2 separate regions of the Homo sapiens genome follow, and region 2 is linked to region 1. A link is a contact called in ENCODE Hi-C or POLR2A ChIA-PET data. All regions are on one chromosome and are shown on one strand. Each heading gives the region's core, a stretch centred on a gene start or an enhancer-like site at or near the end of the contact. The rest is flanking DNA. Distances are from core to core; before and after follow the strand shown. Region 1 overlaps TRIM29 (tripartite motif containing 29). Region 2 overlaps LOC105369530 (a long non-coding RNA gene).

Region 1 (5,040 bases), core at 821-3,320:
TTACTGTTCCTTTTGCCTCCTCACAGCCTCAGGTCAGGGGAGGGGTGAGATGGGGCAAGGAAGGTATCACCCTGGCCATCTCCAGCCAAGAGTGGGGAAGAAGACAGAATGCCAGGCCCACAGAGAGTTAGCACCCCCCTCAGTCTCCTCCTTCACCTTGCAGATGGGGACGCAGGCACAGTGGGAACCTCCCCTTCCTGGGCCTTGGTTTCCTTGTGGTGAAATTGGACTAGATCTCTGATTCCCAACCCAGCTACACATTAGAATTCTCTAGGGAGACCTTTAAAATACCTCCTGGGCTAAGGCCTGGGAATCTGTGTTTCAACAATTCACCAGCTGATTCTGGTCTGGGGATTGCTGTTTGGGAGCCACTGGACTCGGTGATCTCAAGAAGACCCTTCCAATCCTACAGGAACAAAAAGGCTTAAAATAGCGGAGAGGAATCCCAGCTCTGCCACTCTTGAGTGCTGTAACTTGTGTAAGTCTCTTGACGACTTTGACCTTGTTTCTTCATCTACAAGTAGGACATGCTGGGCCCGGCACTGGCACTCAGGTGTGTGCCACAGACACTGGGTTGCCTCCTGCCTGCCTGTCACTTTGCTCCCCTGCTTCCTGTCTCCAAGCTTCTTTTATTTTGTTATTTCCCCCTTAGCACCCAGAGAGGCCCCCCTACCTCCTTTCTCACCCACCCTGTCCCAGGGCAAGCATTCTCCCCCAAAGTCACCAAGGTCTCCAGGGAAAGTGGGCCCAGCCCCTCCAGGGCACCCTGGCCTTTAGCCTGGCTCCCCTTCCCGAATCCCAAAGAGCTTTCCTGGGCAGACCAGCGCTGCTCAGAAAAGCAAGGACCAGCGGCTGCCCATGCCCAGCAGCCAGTGGCTCAGCTTTTGTGTTAGAATTGGGAATGAGACGAGAAACAAAGCCACAGATGTGGTGAGAGAACTGAACTGAACCAAATGGTGGGGTTGAGAGAGTGGAGGAGGTGTGAGGCTAAGCCTCTCCAAAGCAATGCTCCTAGCTGAGTGACCTCCACACACGCCTCGTCATGCTGCCACCCCAGAGCAGGCCAGATCCATGACAGTGCAGGGCCCCCCAAGAGCAGCCAGCCGTCCACCCAGGAGGTCTTAACATCCTGGCCTGCTGAAGCTTGAGATAGGCAGAAGGAAGGGCCATAAGACACAGAAAGGGATGTATGTGTACATTTCAATCTCACCCACCTAACCTAGCCTGGGAAGTGTTCAGTGGCAGAGGGGAAGACAGGAGGACATGTATGAGGCCTATTGTGACATTTGGGGTGGCACTGGAAACATGCTGACCCAGGGACCACCAGAGGAAGGTGCTGTCATGTTGCCGCACCAAGCGATCTTTTTCTAACAGAGACTCTGCTCAGAGTCTGTAGGTAGAGCTGAGGCCCAGAAGACAGGCACCCACAGCCCTGGGTGTCATCGTAGCCTCACACCACCAACCGAGGCAGGTCTGAGGCTGTATCACCTGGGCCTTCACCACTGGCCTGCGGAACGGGTTCTGAACAAAGCCACTTGCAAACAGCTATGCGTGGGCTGATGTTTGGGTCTGCAGGAGATGCCTCAAAAGGATGCCAGGACTGGCATGCTCATTCACTTTGGCCCATCTACCCACTAACCCTGCTCTGTGCCAATGTCCCCCACCTGTGACATTCCAGCAGAGCCAGGCCGAGACAGCCCGTGTGCCCAGCTCAGTCTCCTGGCTTCCTGGCTCCACTTCTCCCCGCCTAGCCCTATGCTGCAGGTGCACATGTGTGTGCACACACACGGAGGCTACCTGAAGCTCCCACCATCACAGTCACTTTAGAGGACCAGGCATTTTCTCCTAAAACACACATATCCCAATCCCATCCCCTTGGGGCCCTTTCCCTGAGGCACTCTCAAACACTGGAAGAGGGCTTAGGGGGCTTCCTCCTCAAACAAGGACCTTGGACAGGCCCCTTCCTTCCTCTGTGCCTGTGTCCCTATCTGCAAGGTGAGGGAGGACACTGAGGGGGTGGCTAATACTCTGTTGGCCCGGCATTCTGTCTACTACGGTTTGACGTTAACTTCTAGCCGCTCTGTGTAACTAGACGGGCGCTCCCCAGTCCTGTTTGTGTGTATGAGCCCTGCCTCCTGACCCACATCATGAGCCCTCCCTCAAGGAAGAACTGTGAGTCCCTCAGCGGCCCCCATGCCAGAACCCGAACTCTGAACTCTGAGCTCCTGGCACATCCACATAGGGCTGCCCAAGACCCTCCTGCCCACCAGAACCACATCTTCCAGGGGTGCCCAGGCTTAAGCAGAGATATCCTTGGTTGAGACCAAATTTGAGGCCAAACCCACATAGAAGATAATCAATAAGAATGTCCTTTGCTTGTAGTCGAGGTGGGAACCTGAATGCTCCGCCTTCTTGACACTTCTTTACCCCCTCCTCATCCTGAGGCCTCGAAGACATGTCTAAGAATTCCAGGGCTCTGTGGGGTAATTTGAAAACCAACAATCTAGCCTCACCCCTTGGGAGAATGAGACTGAGCGTGGAAAGGACTTATTCACAGCCTTACAGTTAGTTAGAGGCAAAAACTGGGACTGGAACTCGGTCACATTTCCTAAAACCTTGTCTGAGGCTCTGCAATTTCTCAGCTGCTGTGATGAGGATGATTGCCTCTTGTTCTGTCTAACCTCCCAAGTAAACTCCCTAGAATGAGTTTCATGGCCCCGTCCCATCTATATCTCTCAGTATGAAACCTGAGGCCACGCTGGGGTCAGAAGATGGGGGAAGCTGGAAACATCTTCTTCCTGGGCCAAACGAGGCTTCTGGAAGGAATCTGTGAGTCTGTTCCCCTCTCTACCTCAGCCCTTTCTGTCCAGGGGTGTGGGTGAGAGATGAAGGGAAAGAGTAATCAACCAGCTCCTCCTGGTCAGGAAGGCTGGGCAGGAAGGAATCCTCTGCTGTCCAGATCTGAGGTGTGCAGAAGCTCTTCAGGAAAGTGGAGTTCACTGCTTTGGAGGCCAGGAAGGTTTGCCCCAGGAAGGCCACCCACAGCAGGAAGCTGTGTACCTTAGGGAAGAGTGAGCCCCACATCTGTGGGGCAAAGGGCAGTGGCCACAGCTGGGCCCTTTGCCCAAATCACCTTCCCCAGGTATGCTACATCCACAAGCCTGCACTTGCCTCTGCTCCTCCCCATAGAAGTACAGGCACAGTCACATAGAACTCATGCAAACACACTTACGTATCACATATATGAATACATGCAAACATCCACAAAGGCACAAAAACACCCACGTGCACATAAAATAAACACATATACAGATGCTCCTCAACTTGTGATGGGGTTATTTACCAATAAACCCATTGTAAGTTGAAAATGTGATAGGTCAAAAATGCTTTTAATACACCTAGCCTACCAAGCATCATAGCTTAACCTAGCTTACCTTAAACTTGTTCAGAGCACTTACATTAGCCGACAGTTTGGCAAAATCTTCTACTACAAAGCCTATTTTGTAATAAAGTGTTGGATTTTATGGAATACTGTACTGAAAGCATAGCACTTTCACATCATTGTAAATCAAACCATCCTAAGTCAGGGACTAGCTGTACACGTACACGCCATCCACACACAAACTCCAAACTTCCCCAACGGTGTCCGCCTGCAGGAATATGTGTGTCCACACACAACCACACACGCAAAACACAGGGCCCAGCTGGGAGAAGGATAAAGGAGGCTGTGGAGGAAGTCAAGAGACCAGCTGGGGATCAGCTAGAACAAGAAGCCACTGTACGACAATAAAAACTACAAAGACAGCAAGAAGGACCTTTCAGTGGGCCCCAAAATTCTCTCCTTCTAGTATCTTTCCTCACCCACAACCCATTCCCCAGGGGCCAGTCCGACTCAGGTTGGAGGAATTATCTCTTCTTCAAAGCAAAAAAAAAAAAAAATAAAAGAAGAAGAAGAGGAGGAAGAAGAGGAAGAGGGAGAAGGAGAAGAAGAAGAAAGAAACACCTCAGCCAGGCACAGAGCCCAGAAGTGAGGTCTATGCAGTTGGGTCATACTCTCTAACCTGACTCGAATTTATCCTATGACTTTGGTCAGGCCCTCAACCTTTTCTGAGTCTCCATCCGCTCATCTAGAAAATGTCCCTGTCTCCTGAGACCTTAGGGGATTGGGGAGCAACCTCTGATCCCCAGCTGGGATTAGGGGGGACAGGGGGCATGAGGGGAAATAAATGTTTTCTAAAAGAGCCAAGGACAGTAGAAACTTAAGCCCCAAACCCGAGGAAGCCCGAGTGGAGAAGATGAAGTTCGGAGGGGTGGGGTGAGAGAGGAGAGGCCTGGAGGGGCAGGAGGGGCCCCAGCACTTACCTCCTTCTCGGCCTTGGCCTCCTCCACTGTCACGGTGCTATGATTCTTGTGCTCCTGGAACATGCAAAGGTAGCAGATGCAGGTCTGGTCGGTCTGGCAGAAGAGCTCCATCGTCTTGCCATGCACGGGACACTTGCGGGCCTCAAAGTCCCGGATGGGCTCGAGCAGCTGGTGGTCTCGGAAGGCGGCGCCCTCCAGGTGGGGCTTGAGATGCAGCTCGCAGAAGGAGGCCTGGCACACCAGGCAGGACTTGACCGCCTTCTGCTTGTTGCCGATGCAGGAGTCGCACAGCACCTCCTCGGAGCCGGACTTGGACCGTGAAAAAAGGCCCGTGTCGGCCCGGGGGTAGCTGTTCCGCCGGGTCTCCCCGGGCTCCATGATGGACACCGTGGGCTTCCGGGACTCCGAGAAAATGGACTTGCGCAGCTCGCCCTTTTCGGCAAAGGTAACGGGTGGCTTCTTGGCAGCCCCCAGCTGGAGCCCTGCGTACGGCGACCTCTTGCCTTCCATAGAGTCCATGCTGAAGTAGTTGGAGTTCTTGTCGTCCCCGGACTCGACAAACTGGATGATGGGTCGCCGCCACTCATTGCCCGCGAACAGGGCGCTCCTACCTTCCCCTGGCTTCAGGGCGCTGCCCAGGCTCTTGCCCTCAGCTGCCTCCCCGCCGTGCCCGTTGGT
Region 2 (5,040 bases), core at 1,416-3,915, 58 kb after region 1:
AAACTGAGCAGGACAAATGCAACGGGGAGGTTTCATTTTAAATGTTCTCCAGTTGGAGAAGGGCTTTAATCTCAACAACGAAGACTCGCCAGCCCTTCAGCCCCTGGGCCTAGGGCTGAAAGCTCTGGGCCTTCACGGAGAGGTCCACTGTCTGCAGAGTCCTGGCCATAGCTGGGAAGGAGGGATCCTGGGCTCTGGTCTTGACTACAGGACATCTGGTATCTCTGTTGGAGCCAAGTCGAATCAGATGCTCAGGCTCCTAGTGGGAAGGGGCAGAGCAGCAGAGAGATCTGACCTGGAAAGAGCATGTGGTGGGTGCAGGCACAGGGCTCTGGATGCAGGACTGCAGCCCTAACTCTACCGCAGGACAGCTCTGCTACCTTAGGCAGCTCCGTTACGCTTTCTGCACCACAATTTCCTCATCTGCAAAATGGAGAAATCATCACTCTGCCTACTTCAGAAGAGCACTGTGGGGATCAAATGAGCTGAAAGGGAGATGAAAGGAGTTTGCGCTGCACACAGGGAGATGATGAGGCCATGCCCTCCTCACTGTGGCACAGAACACGGTAGCAGGAGGGACTAGAAAGGCCCTGTACTCAGAATTAATTAGGAGGCTCTTGTTTCTTGATAACTGCCCAGGGCCTGAATCCCAGCCCCACTTCTCACCTGTAGGTGACCATGAACCAGACATCTCAGCCCTCTGGGAGGCTTGTCTTTGAAGCGGGAGGAGGGGAGGAGCTGGCTCCAGTGATTGCTAAGGTCCTGTCGAGCTCTGCATTTGTTCCCTGGAGCCTCCCTAATTTCCAGACTCTAAAGTTCTGAATTCTCCCTGCTGTCCCATCTTACTCTCAACCAAGGGGAGACCAGGGAGGAGGAAACTGGGCTCCCCCTGAACACACTGGCTGTCTGGCAGCTGAGAATGGCCTCAAGCAGGGAGAGAGGATGGGGCTTCCCAAGTGCTAGGGAGAGCAAAGGACCCAACTTGTGCTTACAACTGCTCCCTCTATGAACAGGCAAGAGATGGAGGCTGGGGGGCGGGGCCCAACCAGGGGGGCTGATTTGAACCCTGACTCCTCCTACTGCGTGTTTATTATTCTATCTTCATTTTCATTCATTTATGTGCTTGTGCAGCAAACATTTGTAGGGCCACTATTCTGTGCCAGGCACTGTCCTGGGTGTCGGGAATACAGACATGAGGACGTTCACAGCCTCGTGGGAGACGACAAGAGATGTAAACAGATGGTTCGCACATAGAGTGAGAAGCAGGGGGACAGGAGCTCTCCTGAGTACTGCATCCTGACTACTGGGTGCCACAGAGCACAAAGGAGGGTCCGCACCCAGCCAAGGGGGCCTCTCTCTCCTTAAACATCACAGTCAGCTTGCTGAGATGATGGGAAATACAGGAATCGCTTGGTGCCCAACAGCTTAAGGGGTGGTAAAGAAAAAACATCCAAGAGAAAGGTTCCTGGGTGGGATAATTAATGTTTTGACGAGGAGGAAAATATTAGTGTGTGTTGCTCAGCATGCAAACACCTCAACTAACAAAACGGCTCGGAGAAAACAAGTGGAACGGTGGGGTTTTTCTCACAAAGATTTTTTTTTTTTTTTTGAAAAAAAAGAAGAGAAGAGAAAAAGATGGCAGTCACAAATAACCTCCCGCAGCTGAAAGACATTCCCCACCGGGTGAGGAAAGCAGGGCCCAGCTCAGTAGAGAATCTTGCTGCTGCTCCTTCCTGCAGATGGCCGACCTGGCACTTAGACCCAGAGCCCCAGCTCCTGACCCACGCTGCCATTTCAAGGCACTCCTCCCAGTTGCTGAGGCAAGGGGGAGTTCTGCACACACCAGTTGAGCATTTTAAGGAAAAAGAGATGGCCGGGCACGGTGGCTCATGCCTGTAATCCCAGCACTTTGGGAGGCCGAGACGAGAGGATCACGAGGTCAGGAGATCGAGACCATCCTGGCTAACACGGTGTAAACCTCGTCTCTACTAAAAATGCAAAAAAATTAGCCGGACGTGGTGGCGGGCGCCTATAGTCCCAGCTACTCCGGAGGCTGAGGCAGGAGAATGGTGTGAACCCGGGAGGTGGAGCTTGCAGTTAGCCGAGATCGCGCCACTGCATTCCAGCCTGGGCGACAGAGCAAGACTCTGTCTCAGAAAAAAAGAAAAAAAAGGAAAAAGAGATTTTCCTGATTTGCTAGGGTGCATTCGGTGGTGCCACGTCTAGACAGCTGCCTCCTACCCCAAAGAGTATCTTCTCAGGGAAGGTTACATTGTCTCCGGCTCCTGTACTCAGTGGAAGGGCCAGCTTCCTCTGAGGAGATAAAAGGGTTACTTTTGTTTCTACTTCTGTAAACTGTAAATATGTGCTCAGAATCTCCAGGTGACAGGACAAGCCCCAATGCTCCACTTTTGGAATTGATGCCAAAGCTTGACGGAGCTGCCAATTCATGCAAGAAAGTCCACCGGCACCAGACGGGGTGCTCTTGGCTTGTTTCCAGACCTGCTGCCCTTCCCCAGCTGTAGTTCCGGGGGCATTGCCCCTCAGGGGAGGACTGGTACCAGGCGCCCCTCTGCAAATGGACACACCAACGGTAGAACTGGCTTGGGCCCTCCAGAGACAAAGTTCAGGAAAGATCCTCCTCCCATGATCGGCTCCAGAGTGCTCCAGGGCTGGGGCCTGAGGGAGGAGCTACGAGGCCGGCTTGCGGCTGTGGCAGCATGCTGCTGACCTTGAACTCACCTTGACTACCACCAGAGCGGCCCCAGAGGCAGGCAGGGGCCAGTCCTCCGCTGTGTTGGGACCAGAGGGAGCACACAGAGCCAGAGAAGTCCAGAGTCCTCACCCTTCACTGGGACAGGATGGGACCTGGGTCTTGCCAACCAGCTTGGGCAAAGGTAAACCTTCTTTGTGTGCCCCAGGGAGGCTCAGAGCCAGCAGTCCCCACTGTATGGGGCCTGTGCGGGGAGAGGGTTCAGATGTGCCTCACGGCTGCTGCTGGCCGATCCCAAGGTCTTCTTCCACCAGAGGCACCTCTGCCTCCTTGGCCAGCAAAGGTTGCCACATGTGGCCACCCTTCCCTGCTTCCTGCCTCCCCCCATTTGCACCCCAGGTGTGAACACTCTTCTCATGGGTGTTTACATGCCTACTCGAACACCACAGGCAAGTCCTTGGCCAGCCAGCTCCTTTCCACCCTAGACCCCACAGGTCAGGGTCAGGGACTCCCCACCTTTTATACAGTGGGGAGAGAGTAGAACCTGTGCTCTCAAAGTCAGAGTGGGCCTGCACTAGAATCCCAGCTTTGCCAGATACCATTTGGTCTTGACAACTTCTTTAACATTTTCTGAACAGTAACATAGCAAAAATGCTTAGTTCACAGATGTGTTGTATTAGATGAGACCATCTTTCTTTAAAAAAAAAAAAAAAAAGAAGCATCCCATTGAAGTTAGCTCCCTTCTCCTCCCATATTAAGTCAGGTTCCTAGCAAAGAGACTCTGAGAGCTTTGCATCATTTATTGGAATGCTGTGGGGATGAACCCCTGTAGGGGAAGTGGAGAGAACAGGCTTGGGTTGGGGGAAACATTGGACGTTGGATGTTGGCTGTGAAGTTGCAACCAAGGCCTTTGCCAACCCCATGGGGACTCTGGGGCTCTGCAGAGATATCCCACATTAAGGCAAGAGGGCCAGGCCTTTGTAATCCTCACCAACATGTCATTGGGTGCAAGGCGTCACTGGGTACAACATGTCACTGGGTGCAACATGGCTAACCATGTGCTAGGGCTGAAGCAGTGGCCCTCCTGGCCTGCTCCCCTCCTCCACCGCCACCCCTGCTCCTGCCCCTGGGAGGTCTCAGCTGCTGCATTCATCCGTCATCTGCACCCTCAAGAAGGGCCATAACTGTGAGCATCTCCCTTCAGCTGAGGGCAATTTCAGAGAGACAGAGCTGTGCACCTTCCCGGCCAACACTCTGGGCAGCTGAGGCAGTAAGCACCTCCATCCCAAAGGATGCTTTGGCCTCAGCTTCCAGGCACCCACCACAAACTCTCAACTCTCCCCACCACCCCAAACCTAATATCAGTTTCAAGAAGTGAGCTAAATTGACTCCAGTAGAGAGGCCAACAGGGAATGAGAAACTGAGGTTCCTGTTTGGGTCTAAACTCTTACCTAGATGCATGGATTGGGACAAGTCTTTTCATTTCTCTTACTCTCAGCTTTTTCATTTTTATTTTTGAGGCAGGGTCTCACTCTGCCAACCAGGCTGGGGTGCAGTGGTGCGATCTCAGCTCACTGCAGCCTCAACCTCCTGGGCTCAAGCACTCCTCCCATCTCAGCCTCTCGAGTAGCTGGGACCACAGATGCATGCCACCACACCCAGCTAATTTTGTTTTTTGGTTCGTTTGTTTTTTTGGTAGACAGGGTTTCGCCGTGTTGCCCAGGCTGTTATCAAACTCCTAGGCTCAAGCAGTCTGCCCACCTCGGCCTCCCAAAGTGCTGGAATTACAGGTGTGAGCCACCATGCCCAGCCTTCGTTCTCATTTTTAAATGAGATCTAATAACTTCTCTGCCTTTCTTACAGAGTTGTGGAGGGGAGGTAATGCCATCATGCAAACTGTGAAAGGCTCTGCAACCTGTGGCATTATTCTGCGATGGTAACCATGCAGACCGTAGAGTCTAAGGCAGCCCTAATTCCAGCTTTCTTTCCTGTGTCCTGTAAGTTTAGTCCCTCTTCTCAGGCCGTGTGTCCTTCTGTGAGGTGAGGAAACAGGCACCATAGCCATGGCCCACCAAAGGGGCATTGGAACACTCTGCTCCCAGGGCTAGTGAGAAAGCTGCTGCTTACAGGATGGAGTGGGTGGGGCAGACGCTTCCTCAGAGGAGGATTTGGATTCAGGCATGGCTTTCTCCAGAGGTTGAAGCAAGGTGTTAGGGGCCAGAAAGGAGATGGCAGATCCAGGGCACTGGTGAGTTTTCTCTGAGTGCCTCTGTTGTTGGCTAAACATGTGCTGGGGGTGAAGCAGTGACCCTCCTGGCCCGCCCCCA

The links. A loop is a pair of places that touch in the nucleus more often than their neighbours do. ChIA-PET counts read pairs that join two places held with the same protein, here RNA polymerase II (POLR2A).
Region 2: a map of gastrocnemius medialis shows a loop between it and region 1 (11-fold over the local background). The contact joins two enhancer-like sites. A Hi-C loop is called at or near these places in 1 of 168 maps with a recorded cell type or tissue (gastrocnemius medialis). POLR2A ChIA-PET finds 5 or more read pairs at or near these places in 2 of 52 experiments (MCF 10A and RWPE1).

What each region holds. Positions count from the first base shown.
Region 1 is chr11:120,132,866-120,137,905 of GRCh38, forward strand. TRIM29 (tripartite motif containing 29) reads right to left here. Exons shown (of 9, transcript NM_012101.4): 1 at 4,363-5,040. The region is part of intron 1 of LOC105369529 (a long non-coding RNA gene); the gene reads left to right. Among named protein-coding and RNA genes, the nearest start is that of TRIM29, 2.7 kb to the right of the region's middle. Within about 2 kb of position 2,071, at least 2 of the 41 ENCODE cell types and tissues checked have a DNase peak (open chromatin) inside an H3K27ac peak, as active enhancers do.
Region 2 is chr11:120,190,551-120,195,590 of GRCh38, forward strand. LOC105369530 (a long non-coding RNA gene) reads left to right here. Exons shown (of 3, transcript XR_948101.2): 3 at 1-721. Among named protein-coding and RNA genes, the nearest start is that of OAF, 18 kb to the right of the region's middle. Within about 2 kb of position 2,666, at least 3 of the 41 ENCODE cell types and tissues checked have a DNase peak (open chromatin) inside an H3K27ac peak, as active enhancers do.